Linked DNA regions of Homo sapiens: region 2 is linked to region 1. Evidence: read pairs that join two places in POLR2A ChIA-PET (ENCODE). Cell type or tissue: MCF 10A. All regions are shown on one strand. Links, peaks and the distances in the headings refer to the core of each region. The heading gives the core; the rest is flanking DNA. Region 1 has its middle 80 kb from the start of MKLN1-AS. Region 2 overlaps ZC3HC1 (zinc finger C3HC-type containing 1).

What was found. Peaks named below come from ENCODE experiments on the same cell type or tissue, not always from the same donor. Only the 100,000 strongest peaks of a DNase experiment are listed, where the experiment ranks them.
Region 2: POLR2A ChIA-PET joins it to region 1 with 6 read pairs; 2 of 35 experiments call an interaction of 5 or more read pairs at or near these places.

Annotation. Positions count from the first base shown.
Region 1 is chr7:131,244,716-131,250,090 of GRCh38, forward strand. It overlaps a transcript of MKLN1 not described here. Among named protein-coding and RNA genes, the nearest start is that of MKLN1-AS, 80 kb to the right of the region's middle. RefSeq lists enhancers at 1-132, 1,317-1,908. In MCF 10A, for the core only: no CTCF peak of the experiment used is centred there; a DNase peak (open chromatin) is centred at 4,466.
Region 2 is chr7:130,023,245-130,028,619 of GRCh38, forward strand. It overlaps ZC3HC1 (zinc finger C3HC-type containing 1), which reads right to left. Exons shown (of 10, transcript NM_016478.5): 6 at 2,914-3,068; 7 at 1,019-1,262; 8 at 267-479. UBE2H-DT (UBE2H divergent transcript) reads left to right here. Exons shown (of 4, transcript XR_007060520.1): 4 at 3,005-3,068. It also overlaps the pseudogene RNA5SP245. Among named protein-coding and RNA genes, the nearest start is that of ZC3HC1, 25 kb to the right of the region's middle. In MCF 10A, for the core only: no CTCF peak of the experiment used is centred there; a DNase peak (open chromatin) is centred at 2,897.

The sequences.
Region 1 (5,375 bases), core at 173-5,172:
AAAGGACTTTGGTGGCCAGATTTGGCATGTCCCCCTGTGTTGGCACAGGGGTCCTTGATTCTTGGCCCCTTCTTTCCTCTTTCTAGTCTTTTCTTTCCCTCTTCATCCGCCCCTCCTCTGCACATATGCCCGAATGTACAAGGTGAATGCTTCTGGGCTCTGCTCTCTGTGGAAAGGCAGGGAAAAGAGCGACACCCCTACACGGCGGCACCCTTTCCTCCAGCCTTTGCAGCTCCGTTCTCATTTCTACTCATTTGATTTTACATCCCAATGCTTTCTGTTTTGTAAGAGGTGGACTAGAAGGGACGAATGAGAAAAGGCTTTACGCCTTGTTGGTGCCTCCTGGGCATATAAAAAAGCCCAGTGACATGATACTAATAAGAAACTCTAAATTCACGGTCAAAAATATCAGAACCAAATCACTGTTATTAATTTGTTAATCTTACTTAAAGGCCTTTGTAAAATGGTGATACAGTCAAGTGCTGCATAATGACATTTCGGTCAGTGACAGACTGCATGTACAATGGTGATCCCATAAGATTATTATACGGTCTTTTTTTTTTTTTTTTTTGAGACAGAGTCTCGCTCTGTTGCCCAGGCTGAGAGCAGTGGCGTGATCTCGGCTCACTGCAACCTCTGTCTCCTAGGTTCAAGCAATTCTCCTACCTCAGCCTCCCGAGTAGCTGGGATTACAGGTGCCCACAACCACGCCCAGCTAATTTTTGCATTTTTAGTAGAGATGGGGTTTCACCACATTAGCCAGGCTGGTCTCGAATTCCTGCCCTCAGGTGATCCGCGCCCCCCGCCCCCGGCCTCGGCCTCCCAAAGTGCTGGGATTACAGGCGTGAGCCACTGTGCCCGGCCCTATACTGTCTTTTTACTGTACCTTTTCTATGTTTAGATATGCTTTGATACACAAATACTATTGTGTTACAGCTGCCTACAGTATTCAGTACAGGAGCATGTCATACAGGTTTGAAGCCTAGGAGCAATAGGCTATGCCATGTAGCCTAGGTGTGCAGTGGGCTTATCCCATCTAGGTTTGTGTAAGTGCACTCTATGATGTTCAAACAACAATGAAGTCTCCTAACAATGCATTTCTCAGAACGTATCCCTGTCATTAAACAACGCATGACTATAGTTTACTCAGCTGAATCCTGACAGCTTTCATTAAGTCTCATGATTTATTTTGAAAGGGACCTCAGAGACCATCCTGTCCACTCTTTTGTTCAATGGGCAGATGCGTGATTGCTGTGCACCTGTGATGGTCAAAGCCCAAGCCAGGTGCCCTAGGGCCGCACTTCTGAAGCCCCTGAGAGGCAGATCTTGTTCTGGACACCTGGGGAGGGGGCCCAAGGTCCTGCATTTCTATAACCTCCTTGGGGATGTCCGTGCCATCAGCCCACAGACCACACTTTGAGTAGCACTGCTGCAGGCACTCTGCACAAAGCTAGATAGGCTTGACTTGTCACCGGAGAACATCCAGGGCCATAGGCTCCATGAGGCGGCCCTCTGCACCCTGCCTTGTCGGCTGCTGATGTTTGCTTGTGAGGCCCAGGGAATGCCAAACAATTCTTCCAAGTGCACTTGGCTTTCTTGTGTCTTCACCCCCAGCCAGGGGTGTTAAAATGAGAAGATTCGGGTTTGGGATTAGGACAAGAAAAAGGGCCCATAAAGCTTCACCCTAGACTATGAAGTCTAGTCTGGGTTATCTTAGAAGAGAGCTCTAAACCCACATTTTAGGCAGATTCTGTTTAACAATAAAGTATTTCTTTGATTGCTACAGAGATCTTCTTTTATGATTTGTTCGTTCATGTCCTTTGCTGATTTTTCTATTGCAGTCTTTGCCTTTTAATTATTGAACTGTAACAGCTCTTCATTACAATACTAAGGAAAATCCCCCTTCCTCCAATAAAGTGATTTTAGTCTTTTTTTTTTTTTGACTAATTTTTTGTAGAGACGGGGTTTTGCCATGTTGCCCAGGCTGGACTCCTGGCCTCAAGTGATGTGCCCGCCTCAGCCTCCCAAAGTGCTGGGATTACAGGTGTGAACCACTGTGCCTGGCTGTTTTTAGACTTTTAACTTTATCTATTAAATTCTGAGTTTGGAATCTTGGATTCTAGGACAATCTTGCTAATCTGAGCAAGCTGCTTTGCTTCTTGTGATGTGGTTTCTTTCTGTACCTGTAGATGGAGAGGGTAAAGCTGACCTATCTCAGGGCACTGTTGAGAGTGGAATGTGTGTGTGTGGTAGTACTGTACAGATGTAGGGCATAGTTAGCTTGTTTTCAGAGCCTCTATTAATCTGATCACTTTATTAAACCTAGTGTGGGACATGGCAAACTGGTGTTGACAAGTACAAGTTTTGTTTTGTTCTGTTGTTTATTTTGGTTAAACAAACACTATGGAGCACTTCCAAGTACTCTGAGTTGTAACTTCTCATTGTGTTAAGATACATGAAGCAGAGTTGGAAGATGCCTACTGAGAGCTTTTTTTTACCTTTTCTTCTTTTTCTTTTTTCTTTTTTTTTTTTTTGTCACCATGGCTGGAGTGCAATGCCGCAATCTCAGCTCACTGCAACCTCTGCCTTCCGGGTTGAAGCGATTCTCCTGCCTCAGCCTCCTGAGTAGCTGGGATTACAGGCACACGCACCACCACGCCCAGCTAATTTTTGTATTTTTAGTAGAGATGGGGTTTCACCATGTTGGTCAGGCTGGTCTCGAACTCCTGACCTTGTGATCTGCCTGCCTGGGCTTCCCAAAGTGCTGGGATTACAGACGTGAGCCACCATGCCTGGCTTACTGAGAGCTTTATATGTGTGAAGGTGCTTGTGATTTCTGTTTACCTTTGCCCCCTCAAATACAATTATACCTTCTAAGTTGTTGACTGATGCCACTTCCACCGCTCCTAAATGTCCAATCAAAACTGCCCCAGTATGAGGCAAATGACTGGGTTGTTCCTTGGTTTCCACATTTCCTGTCTCATCTCTGTTAGAACCTTACAGCTGTTAAAATTATTTATTTCTATAGTAGAAGTTATTAGACTAGTAGTATTCCCATTTGAACTGGCAGGGTTTTGTCTTAGCGTTAAGAAATAGATTTGTACATTTCCCCCATTTATGATGTTTAATGCCTTTAACTTCTCTCTGCTACTGCCTTTTTTGTTTTGTTTTGTTTTGTTTTGTTTGTGCGTGTGTGTGTTTGAGACAGGGTCTCACTCTGTCACCCAGATTGGAGTGCAGTGGCACCATCATGGCTCACTGCAGCCGTGAACTCTCGGGCTCGAGCAATCCTCCTACCTCAGCCTCCCAAGTAGCTGAGACTACTGGCATGTGCCACCACACTCAGCTAATTACATTTATTATTTATTTATTTATTTATTTATTTATTTTTGTAGATATGAGGCTTCCCTATTTTGCCCAGGCTAGTCTCAAACTCCTAGGCTCAAGTGATCTGCCTCCCTCGGCCTCCCAAAATGCTGGGATTACAGACGTGAGAAGAAAAAAAAGAATATAATCAGCTACTAATAGTAAAATAGAAATGTTGAAGACAGTGTCTTGCCTCTAATTGGTATTTGTTTTTTAATAGAGTCAAAGGAAAGAGTCTCTACTGGCAAAAATGTAACTCTCAGCCAGCTAGAGATAGTTACCCCTCTATCTCTGCTGGTACCCCAGTTATCCTTTCTACAAACGAAATTGCCTTATGGGTTCTTATACTGAGCATAGATGCAACAACAAAAAAGTCAATATTATTGACTCTCATCCATTTGCCAAGCACCGTGCTAAGTGCTTTCACATACATTTTCTCATTTAATGGATCTTTTGCTTACTTACTGTAGGGGGTAGAAGTGAGATTGTGCCTTTGTGTTGCTCCGTCCTCTACCTAAAGGGTTTACCTCTGTGTAAACCCTTTACTGGTAGCAAGGGAACTCAATCTGAAGCAAAATCCATTTTTTTTCTCATCTCGTCCAGGTTCACCGTGAAAAGTTGGTTGGTTTCTCATTTCTGGAGAAGAGATGTGTTGCTGATTTAGGAAAAAGTGGATGGAACAGGGATGAAGGCTGAATGCTGTTTAATACCACACTATGTACCCACATGGGTGGGCACCTGCCTCTGCTGAGAGGTCTCTCTTGTCCTGGCTTCTTTCCCAGATAATCTATTATATTCTCTGGGAACAAGAATCCATATACATTCAAGTCTTCCTTTGATTTACTTACTTATCTATGAACACTGGTCACTTACCACTTTCCTCACCTTCTCCCACCCCAAGAAACCCTCTCCTGGAGAAACATAACTGGTCTTTTCCATTCCTGAGATTACCTGCCATTTTCTCCTCTTACAATGATTCCAAATCTTGGACTCCACTAAGGAAAACATAGCCTGAGTGAAGTTACACAACCAGTGAGAAAGGAATCTTCCCTGGGCAATGAGATGAGGGCTGACTCACGATCTCAGCTCTTAGGAATGGCTCTCCAGCTGCTGACAGAGGCCACATGGGTTCAGCCATGAGGTCATTAAGGATCTCCCTGGTGACTAACAAAATTGGGGCAGCCAGGGATAGCCAGAGCTGAGCTGGGGCAACTGACCCATTTGTTGAAGTGCCCTCCAGGATGGAGGCCAGCAGTCCAAGTTGCAATGCCTTGGCAATGTAGCACTCACAGCTGGTGCAATCTGGAGGATGATTGGCACCCAACAAAAGAAGTCTCTGGTAAAGGATGTACTTATAATCACTGTGTGGAGACATGTTTATTCCAGATGCCCATTCTTCATTCTTTCACTTATACAACAGACATTTGACCTTGCTAGGCACTGAGCTGGAGGCTGGTATATTCCTTGTTCTCAAGGAACTGACAGTTTAGCAGAGAGGCACAATGGGGACAAGCACAGGAAGCATTAGGAGAATTCAGAAGAGCACTTACCTCAAATTGGAGAGTCAGGAGCGCTCTCCCAAGAATGCATGGAAGGCTTATACAGAAAGGGAGGAGAAAGGGCCCTCCAGGTAGAGTGGCAGCAGTGCCCAGCCACAGAGACTAGAGAGAACACGTAGCTCCTTGGGGATGCAAAGGGGGTTGTTGTGGCTGACATCAGAATATGCAGGGGAAGGGGCAGGAGATGCTGCTGGAGAGGGGAGCATGGCTCAGATTATAAGTGTCCTCTTGCCCGTCATGCTGGCAGGTCAGAATTCTATCTGGAAGGGTCAGGAACCACTAACTGACTTTCTGTCAGGGAAGGAGAGGGGCAGGTCTGCCTTTTGAGGACGTTTTCTCAGTGGTTTAATGTGAAGATTGGATGCAAAGAAAGCAAGCATGAAGTACGAGGACCACTTTGTAGAATCATGCAGTAATTGAAGAAGGAAATAATGTGGGCCCAGCCTATAG
Region 2 (5,375 bases), core at 284-5,283, 1.2 Mb before region 1:
CAGATCAGGTTTGTCCCTGTATCACACCGTTGTTCCATTTGCCTGAAATATCTATTATTTCTCCAGAATCCACTCCAAAGGAACAAAAAGGAGCAAAAAACATGACTGACATTTTTTCCCTTTGGTCATCCAACTTTAAATTTATTCACATGGTCTACTTTTTGCATTGGACCACGGAAGGGCTCCTGCCTGCTTCTCCATGCTGCCTAGGGAGGGCCCAATATGCTGTTTATGCTCAGCCACTGCTACATGCGAGGTGGACTCACCGAACTGCTGGAGGAGCAGAGGCGAGCTCGCTTGGCTTTCCGCAGAGGGCTAGATGGTACCTCCAGGCCAGGGGTGTCTCCTGTTCCCATGCTTCGGGTCACTGGGCGAGTTCTGGTGGTGGGGCTAGCAGCCTCTGGCTCAGGACGGTCAACAGGACTGGAAGAGTCCCAGCTCCGAGTTCGAGAGACAATGGGACCAGGGCTCTTTTCAGCCTGAAGGAAAGGGGAGATAATGGAAGTACACGAATGATATTAATGATTATGGTCAGAAATACTTCTTTCTTTAATCTTTTTTCTTTTTTTTTTTGAGACAGAGTCTCGCTTTGTTGCCAAGGCTGGAGAGCAGTGAGGCGATCTTGGCTCATGGCAACCTCTGCCTCCCGAGTTCAAGTGATTCTCCTGCTTCAGCCTCCCAAGTAGCTGGGATTACAGGTGCCTGCCACCACACCTGGCTAATTTTTGCATTTTTGGTAGAGACGGGGTTTCACCATGTTGGCCAGGCTGGTCTCAAACTCCTAACCTCAAGTGATCTGCCTGCCTCAGTCTCCCAAAGTGCTGGGATCATAGGCGTGAGCCACCGGGTCTGGCTGAATTTAGCTTCCCCATTAGTGAACAGAAACACTATGTGGTATCGTAACCAATGTAGTGGGAAGAGAAGCCTATCCACCTAAATTAATTTCCAACTTTCTACCAACAACACTTTTGCCAAGAATGTTGTTTAAAATTCCACCCCAAATAAGCTAAGTGAATACCTGCTCTGAGCCTGGGGAGAAAGTGGCATCCTGGCTCCGGGTCATCATCCTCCGAGGAGATTCAGGCACCAGAGGTAAGCGCTCTGGTCGCCCCTCAAGGCCTGGGATTGGGGAGCTGGTCAGGCCAAAGGATGCATCCAGGTCAGTCATGGACGATTCAATCTGCTGGAAGCCCCAGAGCCCCACCTTCCTCATACATTGCGAACATGTTATCAGGGAGAGCTGCATGGATTCCAAAGAGGAACTAGATAGGAATGAAAAAGAGAGTTTTCTCAAAGTGTAACATTTCCAAATGACTAAGTGCAATGTCTTGTGAGTATGCCTTATCTCATCCAATTTCTGGAACAGTCACCATGTCCTATCAGAGCCTCTGTGCTCCAGTCTCAGGACCCAGCTTCATACTTCATCATCTCTCACATATTTCCCATAGAAAGACCTCGGGTTCTTAGTGTGCTCTCTATGGTAAGACTGTTTTGCAGGCATGTTTTAAAAGTTTCTCGGCCGGGTGCAGTGGCTCATGCCTGTAATCCCAGCACTTTGGGAGGCCAAGGTGGGTGGATCACCTGAGGTCAGGAGTTCGAGACCAGCCTGACCAACAACAACAACAACACAAAAAGTTTCTCCTGTCCCTCTTTTTTTTTTTTTTTTTTTTTTTTTTTTGAGTCAGAGTTTTGCTCTTGTTGCCCGGGCTGGAGTGCAATGGTGCGATCTCAGCTCACTGCAACCTCCGCCTCCCAGGTTCAAGTGATTCCCCTGCCTCAGCCTCCTGAGTAGCTGGGATTACAGGCACCCGCCACCATGCCCGGCTAATTTTTGTACTTTTGGTAGAGATGGGGTTTCACCATGTTGGCCAGGCTGGTCTCGAATTCCTGACCTCAGGTGATCCACCCGCCTTGGCCTCCCAAAGTGCTGGGATTAAATAAGTGTGAGCCACCGTACCCACCCTCTCTTGTCCCTCTTAAAGTCTTTTCCCTTTAAACAAAAAACATTCCTTAATCTACCAAAGAGAGCATATTTAAAATACATCAAGATTTATTTACTGTCAGAACCAATCTTGATGTATTTTAAATATGCTCTCTTTGGTAGATTAAGGATAGTGGGAGTCTATGCCAAATTGAGCAGCTGGAATGGAAATAGCAACATGGGGGCCTAGAAGACTCCAGCTGGTGTTTCCTATGGTAGTTTTTATCAATTAAGCGGATTTTTCTTCCTTTCTAAAAATAGAAAAGAACTTCCTTTCTATTTTTCCTTCTTAAAAATAGAAAAGAGCTTATTTTCTTTCCATTTTTAGAAAGGAGGTTCACTGTTTATAGAACACAAATTCAGCCTGGTGTGGTGGCTCACGCCTGTAATCCCAGCACTTTGGGAGGCCGAGGCAGGCAGAACACGAGGTCAGGAGATCAAGACCATCCTGACTAACACGGTGAAACCCCGTCTCTACCAAAAATACAAAAAATTAGCTGGGCGTGTGGCAGGCACCTATAGTCCCAGCTACTCGGGAGGCTGAGACAGGAGAATGGCGTGAACCCGGGAGGCGGAGCTTGCAGTGAGCTGAGATCGCGCACGCCACTACCCTCCAGCCTGGGCAACAGAATGAGACTCCGTCTCAAAAAAAAAAAAAAAAAAAAAAAAGAGAACACAAATTCCCAGTTAAGAAGCAACAGTACAAGAAACAAAGTTCAGTTGTGAACACCAAGAATTCCTGAATTCCAATTCTGGTTTTGTTACTAATTCTTATTATCCATTCTCCTCGCACCATCCCCCACCCAGTTTTTCTTTGTCTCTTTTTCTCACGGGAAACACCATGTGATTTCTAAATACGATTAGTGACTGATATATATGGGTGTAATGCTGTTGTCATGGTTCATGTCTCCAGGCAAAATCTGCTGACTCACCTACACGCCCAGCCACACACAGAGAGAATACAGGCAGTGACGTGGACTTGGATGTCTGAGCCTAATTTGATTGTAGTTTTTCTCTCATCAGTTCGGTGATCAAGTTCATCTTCAAGCAAGTGTAGGAGAAGACTGATCTTGTCTTCTGTCAAGCACTACAAGGGAGCCAAGTAAAAAACTTCGTTTCAACCACCATAAAAAGAAAAATTACACATTATAACATACCTAGATGGTACAAGCCGAAAATCAGGAAGGAAATTACAAACATGAAGATACTTCTCTTCACAGAGAACAAAATACTTCCAGGGACAGGGCTATAGTATCACACAGAAGCTTTCTGAATTGCCCTGAATCTGCTGACTGAGAAAGATGGAGTCTCCCTGGAACTGCCAAAACTCTTGTTAGTACTAAATTGTTCAATTTACCAGCTGCAGATTTTCCCTGAAACCTGCAAACTTCAAACCCAAATAGTGAAGACAAATTACTGCTTATGTCTTAGCCTGACACTAAATTTACTTAAACATTAAAGAGGCCAGGCGTGGTGGCTCACGCCTGTAATCCCAGCACTTTGGGAGGCCGAGGCAGGTGGATCACAAGGTCAGGAGATCGAGACCATCCTGGCTAACATGGTGAAACCCCGTCTCTACTAAAAATACAAAAAAATTGGCCGGGCGTGGTGGCGGGCACCTGTAGTCCCAGCTACCCTGGAGGCTGAGGCAGGAGAATAGCGTGAACCTGGGAGGCGGAGCTTGCAGTGAGCTGAGATTGCACCACTGCACTCCAGCCTGGGCGAATGAGCAAGACTCCGTATCAAAAAAAAAAAAAAAAAAAAATTAAAGAAAAAAAAATTTTAGAGATGGGGTCTCACTATGTTGGCCATGCTGGTCTTGAACTCCTGAGCTCAAGCAATCCTCCCACCTCAGCCTCCTGAGTAGCTGGGACTACAGGCATACATCACTGTGCCCCAGGCTCTAAATTTACTTTTTGACAGAACAACAAAGCTCGTTAGACTTTATTTTTGTTCTAAGAAAAATAAGGAACTATGACCAGGTGGAAAAAAAAAATTGCCTTGGCTAGGGACAGGGTTATATTCATAAGCATCAGAGGTTAATAGTTTCAGTCTATGGCCATACCACCCTGAACGCGTCCAGTCTCATCTCATCTCGGAAGCTAAGCAGGGTCAGGCCTGGTTAGTACTTGGAGGGGACTTTGGGAGGTTAACAGTTTGATGCTAAAACCCATACCACTCTCTTAATTTGAAGAGGCTACTATTTCCTACAGTAAAGCTTGTCTTCATGGAGTACCCATAGGGTGATTAAATGGAACAGTAAATATTCAGTTTCAAAGTACAGATTGACTAGAGCATTTATTTTATTTTTGAGATGGAGTTTCGCTCTTGTTGCCCAGGCTGGAGTGCAATGGTGCGATCTCGGCTCACTGCAACCTGTCTCCCAGGTTCAAGCAATTCTCCTGCCTCAGCCTCCCAGGTAGCTGGGACTACAGGCATAAACTACCATGTCCGGCTAATTTTTTGTATTTTTAATAGAGACGGGGTTTCACCATGTTGGCCAGGCTGGTCTCGAACTCCTGACCTCAGGTGATCTACCCACCTCAGCCTCCCAAAGTGCCGGGATTACAGGCATGAGCCACTGTGCCCGGGCTGACTACAGCATTTAAACATTTCTACTCACAAGGAGAAAGGAGTTTGTTACTTTCTTTGAAAAATGATGGCCGGGTGTGGTGGCTCACATCTGTAATCCCAGCACTTTGGGAGGCCGAGGTGGGCGGATCACGAGGTCAGGAGATCTAGAACATCCTGCCCAACACAGTGAAACCCTGTCTCTACTAAAATTACAAAAATTAGCTAGGCGTGGTCGCACGTGCCTGTAATCCCAGCTACTTGGGAGGCTGAGACAGAAGAATCGCTTGAACCCAGGAGGCGGAGGTTGCAGTGAGCCAAGATCACCACTGTACTACAGCCTGGCGACAGAACAAGACTCTGTCTCAAAAAAAAAAAAAAAAAAAAAAAAAAAAAAAAAAAAAGATATGCAATAAACCATATGCAGTCACATTTCAGTATTTTCTGTTAAATAGTTTAAGTAGGCTGGGTGTGCCGGCTCATGCCTGTAATCCCAGCACTTTGGGAGGCCGAGGCAGGTGGATCACCTGAGGTCAGGAGTTTGAGAACGGCCTGACCAATATGGTGAAACCCCGTCTCTACTAAAAATACAAAAATTAGCCAGGTGTGGTGGCAGACGCCTGTAATCCTAGCTACTCAGGAGGCTGAGGCAGGAGAATTGCGTGGACCTGGGAGGTGGAGGTTGCAGTGAGCCGAGATTACACTATTGCACTCCAGCCTGGGTGACAGAAAGAGACTCGGTCTCAAAATAATAATAATAATAATTTAAGTAATAAATCAAGATAAAACTGAATTTATGGGAAGCATATATTCAGGGCAAACT